Regions from separate parts of the Homo sapiens genome. Here region 1 is linked to region 2. A link is an interaction called in ENCODE POLR2A ChIA-PET data of the cell type or tissue named here. Cell type or tissue: Panc1. All regions are shown on one strand. Links, peaks and the distances in the headings refer to the core of each region. The heading gives the core; the rest is flanking DNA.

Evidence for each region. ChIA-PET counts read pairs that join two places held together with the same protein. Peaks named below come from ENCODE experiments on the same cell type or tissue, not always from the same donor. Only the 100,000 strongest peaks of a DNase experiment are listed, where the experiment ranks them.
Region 1: POLR2A ChIA-PET joins it to region 2 with 9 read pairs; 2 of 35 experiments call an interaction of 5 or more read pairs at or near these places.

What each region holds. Positions count from the first base shown.
Region 1 is chr6:4,808,252-4,813,632 of GRCh38, forward strand. All of the region lies in intron 1 of CDYL (chromodomain Y like), which reads left to right. Among named protein-coding and RNA genes, the nearest start is that of CDYL, 35 kb to the left of the region's middle. In Panc1, for the core only: no CTCF peak of the experiment used is centred there; a DNase peak (open chromatin) is centred at 2,050.
Region 2 is chr6:4,670,608-4,675,988 of GRCh38, forward strand. No RefSeq gene overlaps it. Among named protein-coding and RNA genes, the nearest start is that of KU-MEL-3, 63 kb to the left of the region's middle. In Panc1, for the core only: no CTCF peak of the experiment used is centred there; no DNase peak of the experiment used is centred there.

The DNA of each region.
Region 1 (5,381 bases), core at 64-5,063, 140 kb after region 2:
GTATCTTAGCCCACACAAACCTGCACATCTATATATGGATCTCTCTGCATATGCAGTTAAAAATGAGTTCCTATTGATGAATTCCATTTCCAGTTTAACACCATAGCATTCATTCTAACCTTCTTCTTTTCCTTAATTGTTAACTCCTTTCTCCAGCAGTGAGAAATCCATACTCCGCTGTCTGTAATACATTTACTCATTTGCTCAACTCTAGTATAACATCAAAGTAGTTTCAAATTTGCTAACCCAAATCCCTCTGAGAAGCAGCTTTATTAACTAGAACACATGCCAGTGAACTGTAGCCCATGGGTTCAATCTGGCCCGCTTGATGTTTTTGTAAATAAAGTTTTATTGGAACACAGCCCCGCCTATTTGTTTATATATCACGCATGGTTGCGAGAGAGACCATATGGCCTCCAAAGCTGAAAAGCTTTACTGTCTGACCCTTTATGGACATGGTTTGCTGACTCTTAAAGTCCAAGAATATAGATTTTGTGTACGGCTCTTTTTGTCTTTAGCTTTATGGTGTCCCAGTCAAAATACTGTTTTCCAAGATTGCTTTTTCTTTTCACCTCCTTCAATGTGGTTATTTTATTCATTTGTAATTGAGTTAGATTAATTTGTTACTGCTTGGATTCCATTTTTTTGTTCCCCATACACACATCCTGGTTGATTGTCATTGTGTGTTTTGGATGTGTGAAATATTGATGTGGCTTCCAAGCGTGAGAGCTGTGCACCAGGGTATACACTCAGAAAAGCCTCCTCGTTCCAGCTTTCCCATTCCCATTCTGTACGCCCTCCACTCCTTTTCTACCCACCCTCTGTGGGTGACCAGTCTCTTTAGTTTCTAGTTTGTCTTTCATGTATGTTTTGTGCAAATCAACAGATACATATGTATTTTATTGCATTATCTTTCTTAAAAAAAAGAGCAGGTAGTATGGTATAAGATACTCTTCTGCACTTGACTTTTTTCACTTATCAATATGTCTTGGAAATCACTCACATCAGCTCTTAAAGATCATCTTCATTTTAAAAAATAGCCACTCCTTCGTGTGGATGTACCATAGTTTATTCAACCACTCTCCTATGTATGGCATTTAGAATGTTTCTGGTGTTTGTAATTATAAACGGTGTTGCAATGAATAAACTTGTGGATGTGTAGTTTTATACTGTTGGAGGCCTGCCTTCAGGATAGTTTCTTAGATGTGGGATTGCCAGTTTTTAAGAGTACTTTGTATGATAGGGATATTATATTAGTCCTTGGTGATCCTTTGTATGGTAGGGGTATTATATTAGTCCTTGGTGATATTTTGTATAGTAGGGGTATTATATTAGTCCTTGGTGATCCTTTGTATGGTAGGGGTATTATATTAGTCCTTGGTGATATTTTGTATGGTAGGGGTATTATATTAGTCCTTGGCGATATTTTGTATGGTAGGGGTATTATATTAGTCCTTGGCGATACTTTGTATGGTAGGGGTATTATATTAGTCCTTGGCGATACTTTGTATGGTAGGGGTATTATATTAGTCCTTGGCGATACTTTGTATGGTAGGGGTATTATATTAGTCCTTGGCGATACTTTGTATGGTAGGGGTATTATATTAGTCCTTGGCGATACTTTGTATGGTAGGGGTATTATATTAGTCCTTGGCGATACTTTGTATGGTAGGGGTATTATATTAGTCCTTGGCGATATTTTGTATGGTAGGGGTATTATGTTAGTCCTTGGTGATATTTTGTATAGTAGGGGTATTATATTAGTCCTTGGTGATATTTTGTATGGTAGGGGTATTATATTAGTCCTTGGTGATGTTTCTTGGACATACTTTCTCCCCGTTGGCTTTTGACTTTGATCTTGGTGTATGTGTGTGTGTTTATTTTTGCCTTTATGACTCGCCCTTGCCTACGGGATAATGACATAATGCATAGTTGTCTAAGTGTGTGATGGGTTACCCTTTGCCTTTTGTTGTTTGCATTGTACTTCCTAACTCCTACTTCACAAGATTTCAGTTCAGGCATCAGTTCCGAAATGATTTCTCAACTAGCATGAGTTAAAGAAAGAGATTATGTTCTGCCTTCTCAGAGGGTGCTACTTTTAAAAGTTGTTTGATCCTCATGGTACCCTTTAATGACTCCCTGTGATTATATGTCTAGTACCAGTTAACTATGTCAGAGTTACTTTCAGATTTTATCAGTTGTTGTGACTGTATGGGATGACTCAGTGTTGGACCTGAGACTTTGCCTCCAATTTTAATATATTTCATGAATCCATTTCCACTAAAATCTTTTTTGTTTTAGTATATAATAAAATCTACACATCTCAGTTTTGACTTGCCTGGTGTCATAGTCCATTTGGAGAGCTGTAACAAAATACTATAAACTGGGAGGCTTAGAAATAACATAAATGTATGCTCATAGTCCTGGGGGCCCAGAAGTCCAAGGTCAAGGCACCCAGCAGATTGGTGCCTGGCGAGGGCTGCTCTCTGCCCTTCTCACAGTGTCCTCACATGGTGGAAGGGACTAGCCAGGTCTCTTATCAGGGCACCAATCCCATTCATGAGGGCAGAGCCTTGTGCCACTCTCCTATGTATGAGACCTAGTTATTTCTCAAAAGTCTAACCTTTTAGTACCATCATACTAGGGATTGGGTTTCAACATAGGAAATTTTGGGGGACACAAATATTCAGACCATAGCAAGTGGTCATTTGTGTCTATTCAGTTATTGCAGGCAATTCCTTCAGTAAATAGAGAAAGAGCTTGTCAATGCATATCATCTTGTGTCAGATCAGCCGTACAGAGGTCCATTTACTGGGAGCTAATGAAGCTTCAGTTTCAGGTCTGACAGAAGTTTTTGATAGTTGGCGTTATAGAGGGGACATTTTTGCATGCTCATTAATTCTTTAGTAGTTAAGAAGGATTTCCTCTGGAAGCATTAATTAGCAAGAATATGAAGTAAAAGTAAAACATAGTAGACCATGTAAAAACTTCCTGAACTATGTTGCATAGATAATACTAAAGATAGAACTAGCAGTTGTTTATTTTTAATAAGCTCTCTAGACTTAAACTATTTTAAATAAAAACAGAGCACCTGACTTAAAATAGCATTTTTAAAAGTACCTCTTCAGTAGTAATAGGCTGTCACTGCTAGCTTATTGGTTATTTTCCCTCAGCTCTTGCTCTCTTCTGGTCAGTTATGGATTCTTGTTTGAGGAGAGGAGCTGGCAACACTAGTTGGCCCTCTCTGTACTTAACATCATGAGGCTCCTAGAATTTAGTAAGGAGATACTCAAAAGTAGTCTATATGGGTTTTTAAAAACTAGCTTTTAATTACACAAGTACTCAATGACATTATTCTTTTTTTTTTTTTTTTTTTGAGACAGGGTCTCTGTCATCCAGGCCATAATGCAGTGGTGCCATTATAGCTCACTGCAGCCTCAAACTCTTGGCCTCGAGTGATCTTCCTGCCCTGCCTTTCCAAAGCTCTGGGATTACAGGCATGAGCCACCACCCCTGGCCTCTCTCTTCTTTAACAAATACTAAATTAATTTATTTAGTTTAGAGATGGGTCTCACTGTTACCCGGGCTGGTCTGGAACATTATAAAGACTCCTGTTGGCCATCTCACTTGACTGTTGTCTTCCACCCTCTTCCCCATTCATCAGCTCTTAGTGTTGGTCTCCCCTGGAACCTTCCACATCATCTCCTGTGCCTTTGCTGTCTGCAGGGTGGTCCATGGACTGGCAGCAGCATCAAGCTTGCTGGAGTTGGTTAGAAATGCAGACTCTGAGGCACCGCCCCAATCCAGTTGAATTGGAATCTGCATCTTAACAAGATCTTTGGTGATTTGTAGGGACATGGTTTTGTATACATGTTTTCTATAGTGAACATAGAAAGTACTGCCAATGTGTGTTTAGAATGTACACAAACGATATGATGTAACTTTTTCCATCAACAAGATGCCCTAGATACCTCTAAAGATCACTCTGTGTGGTGTGTGTAGACCTGTCTCATTCTTTCTTAGTTGCTTCCTAACTTTACTTCTGCAGTGTTAAATGATTAGTCACTTCCCCATTGAAGGACATTAAGGTTGTCTGCAGCTTTTGTTTTTTTGGGATGTCCGGTGTAGCGGTGAACTCACTCTAGGGCACGTCTTGTGTACATGTGCCCAGAAAGTAGCTGGATAGAAGAGTGTGAACATTTTTAACTTAAACATCCTGCTAAATTGCCCTCCAAACTGGTTGTATCAATCTGACTCTTACTTTGTTTCAGTGATCAATTTACATAGTCTTTATTCTTTATAACATTGTTTTAATGGCCATAGCATTATAATGTTTTCATATCAAGTTGCCTATCCCTCCCCTTTGCTGTAATTCTTCAAAATTATATTGGCTTTTAAAGAAATTCCACAGTCTTCTATAGGAAATTTAAAATCAGCCTGTCAAGTTCTGTGAAAAATTCTAGTAGGGATTTTTTTTTTTCATGGCTGAAGATTGTATTGAATTTCTAGATTAATTTGGGTTGGAGACTAGGTATGTGAAGTGTTGAGCCTTCTGATACTCATCTCTGAACATGGTATTTCTCCCAATTTACTTGTCTTCTTCTGTCCTTGAGTAAAGTTTTATAGCTGAATGTATAGGTATATGTGCATTTGTATGTGTGTGTTGTGTATTGTAGTTTTGTCTGTTTTCTTTTAGATTTATTCTTAGGTTGTTTTTCTAGCTATTACGAATAGGATTTTCAAAAAGACTGATTTCTAATTGATTGCCGTTGTATAGGAAAATCACTAAGTTTTCATATGTTTACCTTGTTCCTTTGCTGGACACTGTTTTAATGGTCAGTTAGAGCTCTAGGATTTTGGAGTCGGCAGTCTTCTACCTTCGAATTAATTATAGTTCGTACTTGCTTTTCCTTGTGTTTATGCATCCATTTCATTTTCTCATCTGGTGTAGGCTGGGAACTTCCAGGACCATTTTGAGTAGTAACATGGTAGAGAACACTGCCGTCGTCATCTTCGCCTACTGGAGTGCTTCTAGTGTTTCACCATTGAAGTATGAGCATTCCCAAAAATGTCTAGTTGTAGATATTCTATCCAGATTTGCTGGCGAAGAGGTCTTTGTTACTTTTTAAAATCATGAGTGGGTTTTAATTTGATGGTGTGCTTTTGCAGCATCCGCTGATATTCTTAGGTTTTCTCCTGTATCTAATGATGGTAGTGACAGATTTTCTAGGACTGAATTACCCTGTTATTTCAGGGACTTACTCTACTGGGTTATCATTTATTCTTCTGCCACTGATGGATTCATTTTGCTAAATTATGTGTTTAGGATGTGTAAATATCTGCTGTGAGATTGACGGATCCATTTGTGCATGTGTGTGTAT
Region 2 (5,381 bases), core at 273-5,272:
CTGCCCAGAAACCAGAGAAGAGATGCTACACTCCCAGAGACTCTCCTTCTAGATCCCGTGGCAAGTCTATTCATTTCCAGCGCACAAGTGGGATGTCAATTTCAATTTCTCAGAATACTGCATCTTCACCACCCTAATCCACCCATTATTAAACCACCCCAGCCTCATGCATGGTTTGGTTATGGGCTATTAAGGGCTGCCTTGGGTTCCAGAAGGCACACTTCATTTGCTGGTGAATTAATTCTTAGATGTACTGTGTATAACACATTTAAGGCTCTTTCCAAGCAAAGACATTGTGTAACCTTCGATTACTTTTGCCTGTGCAAAATTGTGTATGTCCAGAGTTGAGTCACTCTAAGCACCTCCAAGTGACTGCACTGGCTAGTCCTGACTTAGGAACTGTGGCAAGAGGTGGTGTGCCAATTTTCAGTCCAATTCTCACTCCTCCACTGCCTGGGGGCAAGGTTCTTGGCAGCCTGAGCCCCAGTTTCTTGATCTGTGATATGGGGATGATCATGTCCTCCACCTGGTGTTGTTATGAGAATTCGAGCATGTTTATGAAGTGTCTCCTGCCTATAGATGACACTCATAAAATGAGTCATTGGGCCAGGTGTGGTGGCTCACACCTGTAATCTCAGCATTTTGGGAGGCCAAGGCAGCTGGATCACTTGAGGCCAGGAGTTTGAGACCAGCCTGGCCAACATGGTGAAACACTGTCTCTACTAAAAATACAAAAAAAAAAAAAAATACCTAGGTGTGGTGGCACATGCCTATAATCCTAGCTACTCAGGAGGCTGAGGCATGAGAATCATTTGAACCCGGGAGGTGGAGGTTGCAGTGAGCCGAGATCATGCCACCACACTCCAGCCTGGGCGACAAAGCAAGACCCTGAAAAAAAAAAAAGTGAGTCATTAAAGACTGGATTTGCAAGTTATTTTCTCCAGAAGAGCTTGTACAGGTGATTCTGGCTCTCCAATTTGGCCCATTCCGATGTCTAACTCCACTAAGGCTCCCCGGCCTAGAAGGCCACACTTCTTCCTTTAGAAATAATAACGATCATAATAATAGTTGACATATAGTGTGAGGCAGTGTTAAATGTATTCACCCACTAAATCCTTGCTATAGTTCTCTGATACTATGATTCCCATTTTACAGATGTGGAAACTGAGGCTCTGAGAGGTTAAATCATTTGCCCGTTGTCACACAGCTGGGATGTGGTGAGCCTGCATGCCAACCCAGGCAAGTGGCTCCAGACTCAACACCCCAGAAAGGTGCCACACAATCCCGAGGAGCTTCCAGGCTTTCCGCCGAAGGTGGGTTTGTTCCCTTGTTGAGGGGACTCTGCGCTCAGCCCTGGGAGCATGTTGATGTCCAGCCTGGACGACGGACGCCTTCCTGAGGGGGCCATGCAGACAACCATGCCCAGGCCGCAGCAAGTCTGCTTTGCTCTGCTTCTCATGTTTCTCTCACAATGAAAATATACCTTGACGATGACACCATCACACTCTAAATCAGCTGGGAACTCCTCACCCCCTTGCCAGGGACGAAAAACAGCACAGATATATGACCAGCTGAGCAATCTGGCTTTCCCCACCTCTTCTCCCAAAATTTATTTCTAAGTCAATGACTAATGGCAAAGCTTAAGAATGAGTGACCCTGTTAAGGATGGGAGAGTTACTAAAAGAAGTTACCATTGCAGGAGGCAACGATTTCTGAGGGTGGAATAAAACAAACAAACAAAAAAAAAAGCAGAGTGAGAAAAGGAAAAGAATCCTCCAATTGATTTAAAAAGTGTCTGACTGATGAAAAAGTGGAGAAAAATGAGAAGTATTGAATATTAGTAGAACTCCACATTAAATTCCCTGGGTTTTTGTTTTGTTTTGTTTTACTTCTTCTTCAAGTATTTCCTCGCACCCCAATCTCTTCCTGCAGAGATTTGGTAACTTCAACTTGTGCCAAAGAACATAAAACATTCTCTCTGCCCACCCTTCTTGCATCTGTACCTGTGCTCCAGCTTAGAGTTGTTATATTAAAATGTACCAGTGTGCAGGGCACAGCATCAATCTTGGGAGCTCTGGAGCCGAAGCGATCACGCTCTTTGATGGCCAAGACAAAGTTAGGTGATAGGAAAATAGGATGAGGGTATAAGACCTATATTTTTTGGCAGTGAATTTGAAACTCAGTGCCCAGATTGTACTTTAATAGTCTCAAATTAGCAAAAAGGACTTTTCCCTCTGTCTATAGCAAGTAATTGGCCCAATTCTCCCAGGCATTTTTTTTTAATGCAGAAACCACTTGGTATTCACCCAAGGCAACACAAAAGCATCAGAACTATTTGCCTCTTGCAATTCACATGACTTTCCAGTCCACATGGTGTAAACTAGATATCAGCATATTTTAGCTCTCACAGTGGAAATTCCCCCATCTACCCAATGCCAACGGAAGCTAGTCCTCCCTTAACCCGCTGCAGCACAGAAATGTCCCCTAGAAACCTCAGGGAGAGGAGCTCAGAAGGTCAACCTTTGACCACCAGCCCACTCGTGTGATTTTAATAAGGAAAATATGGGAGCAGGTTTTCTGTCTTGCCTTACTTTGAGATTTGCATGATGGAAAAGCAAGAAAGAAAAGAGAGAAAAAACTGAGCTGAGGAAGAAGGAAAGAGAAAGAAACAAGAAGAAAGAAGAATGGAGAAAAGAATGGTTTATGACTCAGCCATCCCTTCACCTCTTCCCATAGGCTTCCCTGTGCCTCTTCACAGCAGGCTTATGAGGTCAGAAATCCCAGTAGGTAAACCCCGTGTCTCTGCTGGCCAGCAAGGTGGAGTGACCTCTTGCCCACTGGGGCCAGTGCCTATAGGTTCAACAATGCACTACACTGTCTGTCCCAACAATGCACTATAGGAACAGGCATCTGGCCCTTCACACTAGCCCTAGACAACCGTCAGCTTCTCCATGTTCTCCAAGCCCTGATCAACTGTCCCCAGGGCATTAGAAATATCCCAGCAGCCAAAATAAGGGCCCTCCTGAATAGGGCTGGCAGGAGGCCTGGGGCTACCCATGTGTACCCTTTGGTCATGTTCAAATTGTTGCTTGAGGTATTCCATCACCAGTGCTGCCTGACTGGACCCTCTCAAACCCTTTTCTATTTTGCAAGATGAAACAGCAATTTATGCTAGTTCAGCTCCTCCATCTCCAGGATGGAATTAAACACGCAAGGATTTTCAGAAAGGAAATGCCTGCATTAAGGGAAATAAGAAGGGAACCAAGGAAGGCTAGGGGGTCATCAGACCACAGTGCAAGTCTGACCTGGAGGGAAGGACAGAAGGAGGTTAGGTGGAAATGCCCTAAACTACCGTGCTGTCAAAGGGAGCTTTGGCAAAACCACTGGGGAGTCTTTGAGCCCAAGGTAGCTGACAAAGGAATCCCAGCTCTCCTAGACAGGTCATTGGCAGGGAATAGCCCGGGGAGGCATGGTCCCAGGGTAAACTCGGCAAAGGACTTAGTGCCCAATCAGTGATGCTTCCCAGAGGCCAGATGCCAAGGTCTTCAGGGCTCACTCTTGCAGTGGTCACCCCAAGTGACCAAGTCTCCACTGTGGAGGATTTCCTCTTGCACCTGCTCCATCACTTCTGAAAGGTGCTAATGATTGGGCTGTTGTGATGGGATGTGCTGAGGCTCAGTCCCCACCACATAGGTCATGCCTTCACTATAAAGATGCAGGGAAGATGCCAAGACAGTGGGCGGGGGGGGGGGGGGGGTGTCTGTTGTGGAACTAAATAAGTGCTCCTTTGTTCTCTGAAGCCCAGGGTCTAGCTTCCACACACTCTTGGAACATTTCTTGGTTACAGTGATATTCTCAAAAAGAGGGCATACCTATCTACTCCATATCTGGCCTTTGCACAGTGTCAATAGCAGAAGACAAAAACTTCCCAAAGAAGAGAAATGCCCAGCATGGTCCCCATCTCCAAAGGGAAAAAAATCAAAAGATGGTTCAATTTTGGCCACCAATTGTGGTCACTTTGGAATCTATGACCCTTGTCAGAAGAATCTGCCATGTGGCCTCTAGTCAATCCAACAGCTGCAAGGACCCCACAAAGTGATCCCAAGCCAGCCTCCTCCTGTGGGGTACGTGTGAGGCTGGCTTCCATCCTCCCCACCCCACAACCAAGGGCATCACAACAATTCTCCCAGGAAGGAAGATGCAAATTCCAATGTGTCTCTTCCCCATAAACCTGTGGCTCCCGCAGGGCTCAAACAAGAGTCAACTGAAAGAGGCCCCAGGGTGCAGAATTCCAGGAGGCATCATTCTCAGGATGGAGTGAGTGCAGAGTCAGCACTGAGCATGAGAACCATCCTTTGCAGGCCATGGGTCACCTCCCTCCAGTCCACCCAGAGGACCAAAGTCTGCCTACCCTTCAAAGGCTACCCAAGACCTGCGCTCCATCGAGCCTTCCCTGAGGACCCGTCAACTCTCATGTCATTCCTCTGAGATCCTAGGGCCCTTTGTTTACCGCAGATGGATGGCTTTTTCCCATAGTACCCTTGCATTGTCCGTGTTTGTGTGAACACCCATTATCCCTCCCAGTAGACTGCAAACAGCTTCCGGACAGGGGCCATCTTCCCACCTTCACACCCCTTTCCCATCTGCAGCACCGGCAGTACAGTAACTGAGGGGCTCTGTGTGTGGCTTCTTTGCATCTCTGGCAAGCTGCCAACAGTGTCCCCACGGCCACAGATGCTGAATCCCTCTGTACTAATGGCTTGAATTACAAAGAGAAAGATGCTATGGACACACCATGATAAAAGAGTGTTGCAGAGTAGAAGTTATGCATATGGTTTCCTCCCATGCCATCAGGACCAAAGGAATCGCATCTGGCAGTGTTGTCCCCCTCCGTGTCTCCCTCTGGGAAACCATTAGGAGTGTCCGTGGCTATCAAAGGCTTTTCATTGTAAAATACTGTACTTAGGGAGCACTGTCACTTGATTCTCAGCTGTGGCAATTGTTCTGCACAAATTCGGTGGGATAAGGTAGTGTTAAGGTTATTTTTCCCTTGTCTTGAAGGCCATGTAATGTTAGGCAGGGCTGATAAAGATGTCAGAATCAAGAACAAAAAATTCCAGTACATTGGAAGCACTTATGAAGTTTCATGGGAATGACTCTGCATATCCACCAGCACTTCAGAAAAAGCTCGGAAAAGAGCTCTCACAAATTGTGTTGTTTCTGCCCATTATAAAAAGAGGAGCAAAATCTGTCATTCATTGACACATAGGGAGTTGGCTAGTTTTCAGCCTCTGTAGTCACCTCTCTGAAAGTGACGGATGCGGAGGGGGAGGTGGGGGGGGGGGGGGGTTGGAGGAGGAGCCTGAGGCTCCTCTGCTTCC